Linked DNA regions of Homo sapiens: regions 1, 2 and 4 are each linked to region 3. The links are chromatin contacts, found by Hi-C or POLR2A ChIA-PET in ENCODE. All regions are on one chromosome and are shown on one strand. Each heading gives the region's core, a stretch centred on a gene start or an enhancer-like site at or near the end of the contact. The rest is flanking DNA. Distances are from core to core; before and after follow the strand shown.

What was found. A loop is a pair of places that touch in the nucleus more often than their neighbours do. ChIA-PET counts read pairs that join two places held with the same protein, here RNA polymerase II (POLR2A). Pooled maps may share reads with other maps.
Region 1: a loop to region 3 is called in a map of CD8-positive, alpha-beta T cell, with 9 times the contacts of the local background. The contact joins the promoter of SEC63 here to the promoter of CDC40 in region 3. A Hi-C loop is called at or near these places in 3 of 168 maps with a recorded cell type or tissue (B cell, CD8-positive, alpha-beta T cell and heart right ventricle), 1 of 37 single-sample maps with no recorded cell type and 13 of 50 pooled maps.
Region 2: a map of CD4-positive, alpha-beta T cell shows a loop between it and region 3 (6-fold over the local background). The contact joins the promoter of PDSS2 here to the promoter of CDC40 in region 3. A Hi-C loop is called at or near these places in 2 of 168 maps with a recorded cell type or tissue (CD4-positive, alpha-beta T cell and naive thymus-derived CD4-positive, alpha-beta T cell) and 11 of 50 pooled maps. POLR2A ChIA-PET finds 5 or more read pairs at or near these places in 1 of 52 experiments (CD4-positive, alpha-beta memory T cell).
Region 4: a map of CD8-positive, alpha-beta T cell shows a loop between it and region 3 (15-fold over the local background). The contact joins the promoter of OSTM1 here to the promoter of CDC40 in region 3. A Hi-C loop is called at or near these places in 3 of 168 maps with a recorded cell type or tissue (CD4-positive, alpha-beta T cell, CD8-positive, alpha-beta T cell and naive thymus-derived CD4-positive, alpha-beta T cell), 1 of 37 single-sample maps with no recorded cell type and 13 of 50 pooled maps.

Annotation. Positions count from the first base shown.
Region 1 is chr6:107,956,853-107,959,604 of GRCh38, forward strand. SEC63 (SEC63 protein translocation regulator) reads right to left here and starts at 1,356. Exons shown (of 21, transcript NM_007214.5): 1 at 1,034-1,356. The coding sequence starts at 1,157. RefSeq lists enhancers at 795-1,396, 1,999-2,599 and a silencer at 1,019-1,558.
Region 2 is chr6:107,458,284-107,460,983 of GRCh38, forward strand. It overlaps PDSS2 (decaprenyl diphosphate synthase subunit 2), which reads right to left and starts at 1,281. Exons shown (of 8, transcript NM_020381.4): 1 at 707-1,281. The coding sequence starts at 1,002. RefSeq lists enhancers at 1,152-1,601, 1,322-2,243.
Region 3 is chr6:110,179,002-110,181,701 of GRCh38, forward strand. It overlaps CDC40 (cell division cycle 40), which reads left to right and starts at 1,426. Exons shown (of 15, transcript NM_015891.3): 1 at 1,426-1,632. The coding sequence starts at 1,444. It overlaps WASF1 (WASP family member 1), which reads right to left and starts at 669. Exons shown (of 11, transcript NM_003931.3): 1 at 438-669. RefSeq lists silencers at 29-348, 589-698.
Region 4 is chr6:108,073,479-108,076,178 of GRCh38, forward strand. It overlaps OSTM1 (osteoclastogenesis associated transmembrane protein 1), which reads right to left and starts at 1,263. Exons shown (of 6, transcript NM_014028.4): 1 at 772-1,263. The coding sequence starts at 1,173. RefSeq lists a silencer at 1,034-1,473.

The sequences.
Region 1 (2,752 bases), core at 106-2,605, 2.2 Mb before region 3:
AGACCTCCAGCACACCCAATTGAAGAGAAGATATTTAAGCAAGTTAGCACAGCTCTTGTGCAATAGAAAGCTTTCCCTAAGTTGTTAATACTCAAAACCCACTCCTTACTGTTAACACTACCATAAATAACCCATTAGGCCCTCGCAGTTACATCAGCTTTAAGAATACCATCTGCCATATGTCCTAGTAGAGTGCAACAAATGGATGCAAACATTACCCAAACATCAAGTGAAATATGAAAAGAATCTGTTATTCTGTGCTTTAATTCGATGTTGTTTAATGTGAAAAGACTTAGAACCAAAAGTAAATCGACCCACTACCTCAAAATTCCCTACAAGATTAATTAAACGAGACTTAATCCTTCATACTTGCACTTTTTCCGTCACAAACAGGAAACTCCGAAGAAAAGGAAATAGAAAAAAGCCTATTTTTGCTAAGAGGAATAACGGCATTGCTTCCAACCCCCACAGTGAGTGAACAAATGAAAAAGCAACGGGAGGAAGTGACGGGGGTAGGCGGTGGAAAGCTCAATTGGAGTCCTAAGCATGCCACCCGGCTCAGAGATGCCCTAAAACATCTGTTAAGAGCAGCTGCAACAGGGAAACCGGAGTCGGGGGATGAGGGCCGCGAACTGGACGGACTGAGAGTTGTGCCCGCACGTTCAGTCTCTTCTTGGCCAACTCTTTGCTCACCTCCCAAGTCCCCATCCCGCTTCCTCCATAAAGAAAAATCCCCAATAAAAGCAAAGGCAGAGAAGACAAAGAGGCAGGAGGAGGCTGCAAGGAGCGTCCACAACAATGGAGAAGATGGAGCGAGCGAAACTCCTGAGGACAATGAAGGGAGGTGGAGAAGCGCCGAGGGAAACGCTGCTGACCCGGGCCCCGCCAGTGGCGGACGCTGGACACAGGCCGGGCCGCACCGTCCCTGTCATCCCGGACGCCGCGGGCTGGGGCCGGGCAAGCGGGCGCCGCAGGGCCTGGGGGCGCTGGCGGGGCCTGCGCGGGTTCGCGGGCAAAGGCCGGCGGGACTCACCGGCATTCTGATCTCGGGGCCAGAGGTAGTATGTCGCCGGGATCACGATGAGCCCCACGAAGGAGGTGAGGAAGTAGAAGAAGGTGTTCCCACTGTCATCGTACTGGAACTGCTGCCCGGCCATGGCACCCCCTCCTCCGCCTCGCTCTTCTCACCGCCGCCGCCACGACCACGCTCTGCACTCCCGCTCCCAACGCCCCGGCCCGAGTGGCGTAGCTTGGACACTGCCGCCGCCGCCTCTCCTCCCCGCCCCCACGCCACTCTCACGGACACGCCGCCGCCACCTCTGCCGCTGCCGCCGCCGTCGCCAGCTCTCGCGAGAGGAGATAGTTCCCGCCCCGCTCAGTTTTCCCTCCCCCTGCGTGTCCCCAGCGAGCTCGCTAAGGGAGACGTGGCGAGCGCAACGGTGGAACTCGGCGAGGTCTCGCCCTTAGCCCCGCCCTAACGTCAAAGCCCTCCCCCAACCCCTCCCCTAGGGTCCCGCCCCTAACCGCTCCGCCTTCCTCCACCGCTCAGTTTCCCAGCGCACCACGCCGGATTCCGGGCGTCGGCGTACAGGATCCCAGAGAAGGCTTCCCGCCGGAGCAGCGGTCGCGGGCGGTTCACCTGGCTGCGCAGGGGTCCCAGATATTCAGAGAAGAGCTGAGGCTCAGCCTGTCCTGCCCTCTGGATTAATTGCCCTGGTTGATCACGTTTCCTTGGGTTCTGGATCTGCTCCTCCAGCCCCCATATTTTGGAAACAAGTGTCATTTAGAATAGGGGGTGGGAGGCCGGGCACAGTGGCTCACGCCTGTAATCCCAGCACTTTGAGAGGCCGAGGCGGACGGATCATGAGATCAGGAGTTCGAGACCAGCCTGACCAACATGGTGAAACCCACTCTCTACTAAAAATACAAAAATTAGCCGGACGTGGTGGCGCGCGCCTCCATCTCAAAAAAAAAAAAAATTGGGGGATGGGGAGGTGTGGGTTGCGGGAGGTGTGGGTTGCAGTTGTGTTTTCAAAGCAATGTTTACTATCTGGCCGGGCGCAGTGGCTCATGCCTGTAATCCCAGTACTTTGGGAGACCGGGTGGATCATGAGGTCAGGAGTTCCAGACCAGCCTAACCAACATGGTGAAACCGCGTCTCTACTAAAAATACAAAAACTAGCCGGCTGTGGTGGCACGCGCCTGTAATCCCAGCTACTCAGGAGGCTGAGGCAGGAGAATCGCTTGAACCCGGGAGGCGGAGGTTGCAGTGAGACCGGATCGCTCTCCACTGGGCGACAGATTTGAATCTACGCTGTGCCCATCTTGCAGATGAAGATTTCCCCAAGCCGTTACAGATGGTTCCCTACCCATTCCAGAGCTGCTAATTATAACCACCAGCTTCAGGCGGTAGGCTGAGACCTTTATTGTTTTGTGTCATTTAGTCATCAGTAAACCCCATGGAATAAAGCAAAGTATGTCTGCTCTACAAATGAGAAAATTGAGGCCCAGAGAGACTGCCCAAGGTCCCTCACAGTAAAAGAATGTCTGAGGATTCAAACCCATATCATTTTGATGCCACAAAGCCAGTGTGCCCTTGACCCTCCATCGCCCAGGACCTTAAAATTTCCTGACAGTGACTGGCATTCTCCCTGCGGGTTGTGAACAGGAAACTGCATTTCAGGGATGGACGGTGGCGGGAGCAGTCGCTCTCGGGAGCCTCTCCTTCCCCTGGCTGTGGGACCCTAGAGGC
Region 2 (2,700 bases), core at 31-2,530, 2.7 Mb before region 3:
GACGATCCTGGCTAACACGGTGAAACCCCGTATCTACTAAAAATACAAAAACAAAATTAGCCGGACGTGGTGGCGGGCACCTGTAGTCCCAGCTACTCCCGCCTGGGCGACAAAGCGAGACTCCGTCTCAAAAAAAAAAAAAAAAAAAACTTTTATAAATCCTAAAGGCAGGTTTCACAGCAGTAGTACAGCATAAGTGATAAACATCCCAAGAAGATAATGACTACTAACGGGATAAATTCCTACTTCAACCCCAAGACATTCGTTGGAAAGAATTATCTACCTTCAGCCTCTCTCTCTCTCCTTGCCTACTTTCTGGAGGTGACCCCCTGAACAGTGCGGGACAGAAAATTAATCTATCCCATTAAAAAAAAAAAAAATTTCTAGGAAGTGACTCAATAAACCTACATCTCCGCTCGATTTCTCCACAAATCACTGAGGCATCTTCATCCTCAACAATTAAGAAGCAAAATCGAGGAAAGCATACAAGTGTTTCAAAGAAAACCACTTATGCACTCAGCTGAGCAAGAACGTTAAGTGGACTAGAGAAGAGACAACACGGAATGTCTAGGAGGAGTGAGTAAAAAGGAAGGACTAAAAAGAGATAAATCAGGAGCCAGTCTGAGAGAGCTAGAATGCGTATGCCCGCCAGAAAAAAAAGTATTCCAATGAGTGCGAGTGTGTCAGCGGGAGAGGGGTAGCTCACCTGGCTGTGGTAAGCAGAGGGTGCTGAGTGCCCACCAGCTTCCGCACCTGCATAGCGATGTTGCTGAGCTCGTCGCTCAGCAGGCAGCGAAGGCTCATGAAGGACGTGGGGTACCCCACGATCTTCTCCGCCTCTGACACTACCTGATTCCAGTGGGCCGGGGACTTGGAGGACCGACCACGCCAAGAGCCCACCGAGGAGATGGTGTCGAGGGACGGGGACCACCACAGGCGACGCGGGGAACCCGAGGCTCCAAGATAACGTGGCAAGTGCAACAGCAGCTGCCGAAAGTTCATGGTTTGAGTCTGGAAGGGTCTGGGACCTGGGGGTATCCAGAAGTGCCGCGGGAAACAAACCAGGGGCAGAGGAGGAACTTACAGTAACTAAAAGGAAGCGGCAATTCTTGACCCTCAGAGTAAGGTGGCTTCCTGGAGCAGTGACCAGAAACGAACTTTAACTGCTGCTTTCTGCAGCCCAGGCTGGGCAAACAACAGTCCCAGCTCAGCACTGCCCCCGGCCACCCGGGGTAGAAACCACAGCCACTGCCTATGTGGAGGACGCCATATTGGAGGCATGGAATGCGGCCTGCCGTAAAGACAGAGGCGGGTTGTTAAGTATACTCTCTACTTTACGGCGTACCCGAGAACGCCCCCGCAGGGGCGGTGCTTTGGAGGTGAACCCGGGTTGGGAGGTTCAGCTCCTCCCACCCCGCCGCTCTGGGCCAGCAAAGGTCGTCAGTGACAGGGATCAGTTGTGGGCGGCGAGTGGTCCCTCTGCACACGGTATCTGGGCCGAGTCTGGATTCATTAGAGTCCCCGGCGCCCAGCACTGAGTGGCATGCATAAGTATTGGTGTCACGAACAACGGTCAGCCCCCGGCTTGCCCGCAAGGAAGGGCGTCGGGCGGAGGCACCAGTTCCTCCCGGAAGCTTTTTGTCGCTATCGCCACCAGCCCCTGGCAGTGGCAGTGGCCGTGGCCGGGCGTGAAGGCGGCCTCTCGGGCTGCATGCCTCCTGGAGCTGGGGCCACGTCTCAGTGGTGGAACGCCTAGTCGGGGCGTGGGGCTGAGCCCTCGTGTCCTCAGGGCCCAACCAGACATAAGGCAGCGTGGTGCGGCGGAAAGGGGTCCCAAGGAAAGTCCTCGGATCCAACTTCGAATTACCGGCCTCCTCGCTGAGCCTTGGGAGAAACAGCGGTGCCTCCTTCCCGCGGGTGCGGAGAGGAAGAATGAAACGTTGCCTACTCCCTGCCTCTTATCTTCCTCTTTATGCCTAGCCTGGAGCTCAACTCCAGGATTGAAGACTATCGCTGACCGGAGTGCTTTTCACGTACTAGTTCATGTATTACTTTATTTAATCCTCAGAACAACCTCATTAAGTAGATAATATTAGTATTCTCCGTGTTTTGTATGAGGAAACTAAGGTGCAGTCGAGTCGCGTAAGTTCCCTAAGACCACACTAGACAGGGATGTGAGCCCAGACAATCTGGTTTCAGAATCCGTATTCTAACCGAAAGATTACACCGTCTAAATAATAGGCTCCCATCCACTCTTTTCTCCTTATTGCTGAGAGGAAACAGTCAATATGATTATCTTTTAAGTAATGCTACCTATTTTTTTTTCAAATGTGCCTAAGATCTTACCTCCTTTCTTATCACCTAAAACAGGTGTTAACCGTTCTTAATAAAGGATATATTATCCATTTTTTACACTCTTAAAAATAGCTTATAAAACTCTCTAAAACTTTCAAAATCCTTCCAAATTCATGGTATTTTATTTTTATTTTTTATTTATTTTTTGAGATGGGTCTTGCTCTGTCACCCAAGCTGGAGTACAGCGGCGCGATTTCAGCTCACTGCAACCTCCGCCTCCCAGTTTCAAGCAATTCTTGTGCCTCAGCCTCCCAAGTGGCTGGGACTACAGGCGCCTGCCACCACGCCCGGCTAACTTTTGTATTTTTAGTAGAGACTGGGTTTCACCATGTTGACCAGGCTGGT
Region 3 (2,700 bases), core at 176-2,675:
ACGCACGAGCTCGCTTTACCGAGCCTCGCGCACGTAGGGCGAGCAGGGGATTCTCTGTCGCCCGGGGCTACCGCCTCCCCCGGAAAGAGGCACGGGGCGGACCGCGGGCGCGGGTGGGCAGGGAAGCCCGGGCGGTGGCACCTCAGGTGACACCCACAGTCTCTCCAGCGAGAGCAGCCCCGGGGCGGTCCCTGCAGCCAAGCCCCAGGCGCGCCCGCCGCCGTCTCCCTCGGCACCCAGCCCCGCTGGCGGGTGGGCGGTGGGCGCTCGGAAAACCCGCGGATGGGGGTGGGGGCCGGGGCGGGGAAGGCGCGCCCATCCATCCCCGTCACCTTTGCGGGCCACACACCACTCGGTCTGCTCCGGCCAGTAAGGAAGAGTTCCTCTCCCAACACCCCCTCCCCGAAAAAAGCAATTCCTCAGGGACTCGCGCTCACCGTGAAATCTTGGGGGCTCACGCCTTACCCCTTCTTCATGCTTCGGCAGCGGTCGCCGGTCCCCCTCGGCTCGCGGGACTCCGCCTAGAGCCCCCAGGAGGGTCGGGCTCTGGGGCGGAACCCGCTCAGGGCAGCGGCCCAGGCGCCAGGCCACAGGGAACGCCGCCTGGGGCGCCAACCCGCCGCCGGACCCACCGTGTGCTCGACGCGCGAGTGAACAACACCGCGAGCTGCCGTTCCCCCCGCCCCCTCCCCGCGCGAGACGCTCCACAACCGGGCGCAGGGACCCGCGCCAGAAGCAGGGGGGACCGCGAGACTCTTTCCGCCTATGGTCCCATCCTTGCCCCCCGCCCCAGGAGCTATTCCTGGCCAGTCAGAGGTCTCAAAACTTCAGATTCTCACTTTCCTCTTCAGCCTCCAGTGCCCAGGTGCAGCCGAGGTGGGAAATCCAGCCTCCGCCCACTCCCCCATTAGTGGGGCCGAAGCTCGCTCTTCCCCCCTTTCCTGAGGTTCTGTGGTATTGCCCAATCCTCAGTTTGGGGGAGGGGGACGAAGAGAACACTGCTTGGCTAGGGAATGAGGGAAGATGATAGCCAATTGAATGGAACATCCATTCGGGGGCGGGGTCAAAGGGGGACACGCCCCCGTTCCGCCCCCTCGTTGCAAACTACACTTCCCATTGTGCCCTCTCGCGCTTCCTGCCGCGCTGCACGCTGGGAGTGCAGGACCGCGAGGCCTCAAGGTATTTTGGAACTCATATTCTTTAGTCAACTAGGTCCTAAATGTTATAAACTATTATAATTCTCCCTTTTTCCCTAGATAAACTTTTTTAAGCTCTCAGCTCGACAGTAGTTATTCTAATAATAATTAGCTTATTGTTTCAAAATGTAAGACATTATTTCTTAGCAAAGAAAGTTAATGATGTGTTCCATTGCAATCTGTCAGGACCTGGGAGCCTCTTCTTCTTCCGCCCTGGCAGGGTCTCCGCAGAAGATTTGTTGCCGTCATGTCGGCTGCGATTGCAGCTCTGGCCGCTTCCTATGGTTCGGGTTCAGGGTCCGAATCGGACTCGGACAGTGAGAGCAGTCGGTGTCCGCTGCCAGCCGCCGACTCCCTCATGCACTTGACTAAATCGCCTTCATCAAAGCCGTCTCTAGCAGTGGCAGTGGACTCGGCTCCGGAGGTGGCAGTTAAGGTAAGCACTTTTGCTACTAATGCAGTGTGGGAATTGTTGGCTTCAGCTCCAGAACTGCCAGCCGCTTGTTAGGTACCGGGTTACCTCTTTCTCAGTGCTCAGAGATAAGTTGCTAACGTTTGAATTTCTTCTCCTTCCCACATGCATCCTCGGGAGAGGCAGAATTGGAAGTTCGGAATAGCCCTCCGATGCTCTCTGCCCTTGCCTCCCGCCATCAGAAAGCAAGTGGAAGGAGGGGATGAAATTTGAATTTGTGGATTAGGGACATAGCCTGGAAAGTGCAGGTGTAATCTCGGAACATAAGTGAAATTAGATCAGGACTTCCCAAACTAGAGTATTGTGTGAGCAGTGGCCTCGATTTGTCTTATTTTTGAAGAACTAGGTTCTAATCCTGGCACCACCACTTGTGTGAACTTGGACAAGTTATGCAGCCTCCTTTCTTTCCTCACCTGTACAGTGGAGATCATTTTCAAAACATCTGTCTACATGAAAAGATGAGTGTGAAAATTGAGTGAAATTACACAAATAAAGCATATAGCACAGAGCCAACTAGTGAGAGTGCAGTAAATGTTTTATGATTGTGTGTGTTAATACAGTGAGAAAAAGGCCTTGGATTTGAGAAACAGCTGCATGATCTCAATGGAGGAAGCTGATTAATAAGGCAAGAGTTTCCAGGCAGAGGTGACAGGCAAGCCTGAGAACGCAAAGAGCCTAGTGGGTTTGAAGAACTGAGGAAAAGCTGATGTGTCTGGAGCCTGATGAGAGCATCTACCAATTGGTAGTGTAGGCCCAGTAGAGCCCGAGGTAGGTGATCAGCTCAAGATGTGAAGAGGGGAGGCGGTGTCCAAAAATTCCTTTGTATCATGTCCCCAAGTCTAGTTTAATGACTTAAGAAGTGTTTTACAGGTTTTTAACAAGCTGTATGTGAATTTTACTTTTTAAAAATGGACATCTGTCATGAAAGAATGCTTAGAATCCTCCTAACTTCCTATCAAAACAAAACTTTCCAAACTTAAGCCCCTCCAGTAACCTCCTGAGTCTTCTCCTTTCACAGCTCAGCTTTTTGGA
Region 4 (2,700 bases), core at 13-2,512, 2.1 Mb before region 3:
TTAAGGTATGAAGAATGAAGAGCAGTCTTACAATTTCTTAAAAATTTACCTCCCATTTACTTAGAGGTATTACTATGTGTTGTTTTCTAAAACCTCCTTTTATCCCCATTTTACAGATTAGTAAACAGGCACAGAGAATGTAAGTAACTTGCCCATAGTATACCGCTAATAAGCAGAGTGGAACTGGAGTCCTGGCCGCTAGCTAGCTCCAGACTGTTCACATCACTAAGATGAAGTCACAGGCAATATCTCTTTTAATTCTTCCAACAGCCGCATTAGGCAGATGTTCTTTCCACTTTATAGAGGAGGAAACTAAGGTTCTGAGAAGATAATTAATCCAAGGTTACATAGTTAGAAGTTGGTGGACATGAACATTTCTGGCTACAAAGCTCAAATTTCTAACCACTACCAGTGTCTCCACCCCACTTGTTTCAGAAAAGGATCCTTCCTGGCAACTCCAGGTGAAGATGAGAAGAAGCCGTGGTGGAGTGGGTGGAGGAAGAGCAAGAGGGTTGGGGAATCAGGACCCCCAAGAAAACCAATCACACCTATATGAACCAAAGATGTCCAACAGCATTCTTGGAAGCAAAAACCCAAATCCCAAGCCCCATAATGCCACCCCCTTTTTCTGATGACCCAACTCTACAGACTCAGTCCAACCCCTTTTTCTTACTGTTGGGGAAACTGAGGCCCCCAGCGCTGACCATCATTACACCCTCCTCCTTTCCCAACTCTCCTGAGCCACAGTCCCGGACGTGGTCCTGTACCCACCCCCGCGGCTCGGCTGATGTTGTCCATCTTGCTGACGACCTGTTGGAAGAGGGGGTAGCAGGTCTGACAGAGGCGCACGGGCCGGGCGCTGCGCACCAGACACCCTGTCAGCTCTGCGCTGCTGTTGGCGAAGTCCAGCAGGAGCTCCCGGCACTCAGGATCCAGATCCGGCAGGTCCGGGGGCAGCGACAGAGGCCCCAGCCCTCCACCCTGCAGGAGGGACAGGGACAAGTCCTCCACCTCCAGCAACTGCTGCTCCGACAGGAGGTCGTGGAAGACCCTGTGCGGACTGCTGCCGAAGGGGAGCGCGCCCAGGGCCAGCCCCGACCACAGCAGCAGCCCCAGCGGCAGCCACGGCGGCAACGAACACCTCCGCTGCGCGGCTGTCGGGCCCGGCTCCATCACCGGGCTCACACACCCCAGGGAGCCCACCGCCGCCTCTCCGCCCCCAGCCGGCACCGCGGACAGCCGCCGCTTCCGGTTTCCGCGAGCGCAGGCCGAGAGCCGGGTCACGAGGAGGGCGCGTCACGGCCCCGCCCCCTGCGCGCGGCGCCCCGCCCCATTGGCTGCCGGCTGCCTCCGGGCCGCAGGCCTTCGCGCGTGCGGGAGGGCGCCTACCCTGCGGCCGCGCGCTCTCCAGCCGGCGTTAGGCGCGGGGCGGGGCGGAGTGGTGCATTGGGGTATCCGTAGCCGAGGCTCGCCAGCCGGTGACCACGAGCACCCACCGCTTTGGACAATTGCATCTCGGGGGTCCTGACCCTTGAACGCCCAACCCTCTGGGAGTTCCGGGCGTCCTACAAGTTTCTTACCTCGCTGGACCGACGACGGCCTCCGCTGTGGAAATGGCCGTCGGCTGCGTTCGCAGAGAAACCCCGCTGGCCTGTGCCTCGGCAGATTTTCTGCATGGTGTTCCTTAGCGTAGTTTTTTCCTCATCCCATTTGGAGAGAGTAATAATGCCCGTTGGTTATTATAGGTGGTGGAGACTAGCGGTTTCCAAGCTTTTTGTTTTTGTTTTTAAAAAAACTCTCAACTGTCTGCCTCAGCGTTGTCAGAACTCTGTGAGATGAGGGAAATATTCTACATCTGCGTTATTAAGGCAGCCACTGGCCACATGTGTGGTGTTGAGCCGGCTGAGGAACTGAATTTTTAATTTAATTTAGGGCCGGCGCGGTGGCTCACGCCTGTAATCCCAGCACTTTGGGAGGCCGAGGCAGGCAGATCGCTTGAAGCCAGGAGTTGGAGACCAGCCTCGCCAACATGGCGAAACCCCGTATCTACTAAAAATACAAAAATTAGCCGCTGGGCGTGGTGGCGCAAGCCTGTAGTCCTAGGTTGAGCGGGGAGGATGGCTTGAGCCAGGAGGTCGAGGCTGCAGTGAGCCGAGATCGCGCCACTGTACCCCAGCCTGCACGACAAAGTGAGACTCCATCTCAAAAGTAAAAAGTATTTAACTTAAATGTAAGTAGCCACATCTGTGTAGTGGCAACTGTACTTGACGTAAGTCTGGTCCTACAGTGGCCAACAAGCAGGTTTGCTTGGAACTGAAGGGGTACCAGGGACGCAGCGCGTTCAGTGCTAAAGCCCAGGAAATCCTGGACAAACTGCTCAACTTGAAACTCCTATCCAGTTTCTGACATGCCCGAGGCAATAGCAGGGGACACTCTAAAAAGCGTCCTGATACCGTTGCCAGTCTGTAAAAAGAATTTAAGCTCATAACCTGGAAAACAGTTTTCTGACAAGTATCTGACCAACCAGGTTGGTAGAAAATTATTTCCGGGCTTTGTGTCATCCTGCTTTTCAGGGTTGTAATTTTTGCCTTGTAAATTGCAGAGCTGTTGCACTAAAGTCTACTTAGCTTAGGGTCCTAATTTATGTTTCTGAGGGTTCTTCAAAAACTTTTTTGTTGTTGTTGTGTATTTTGTTTGGTT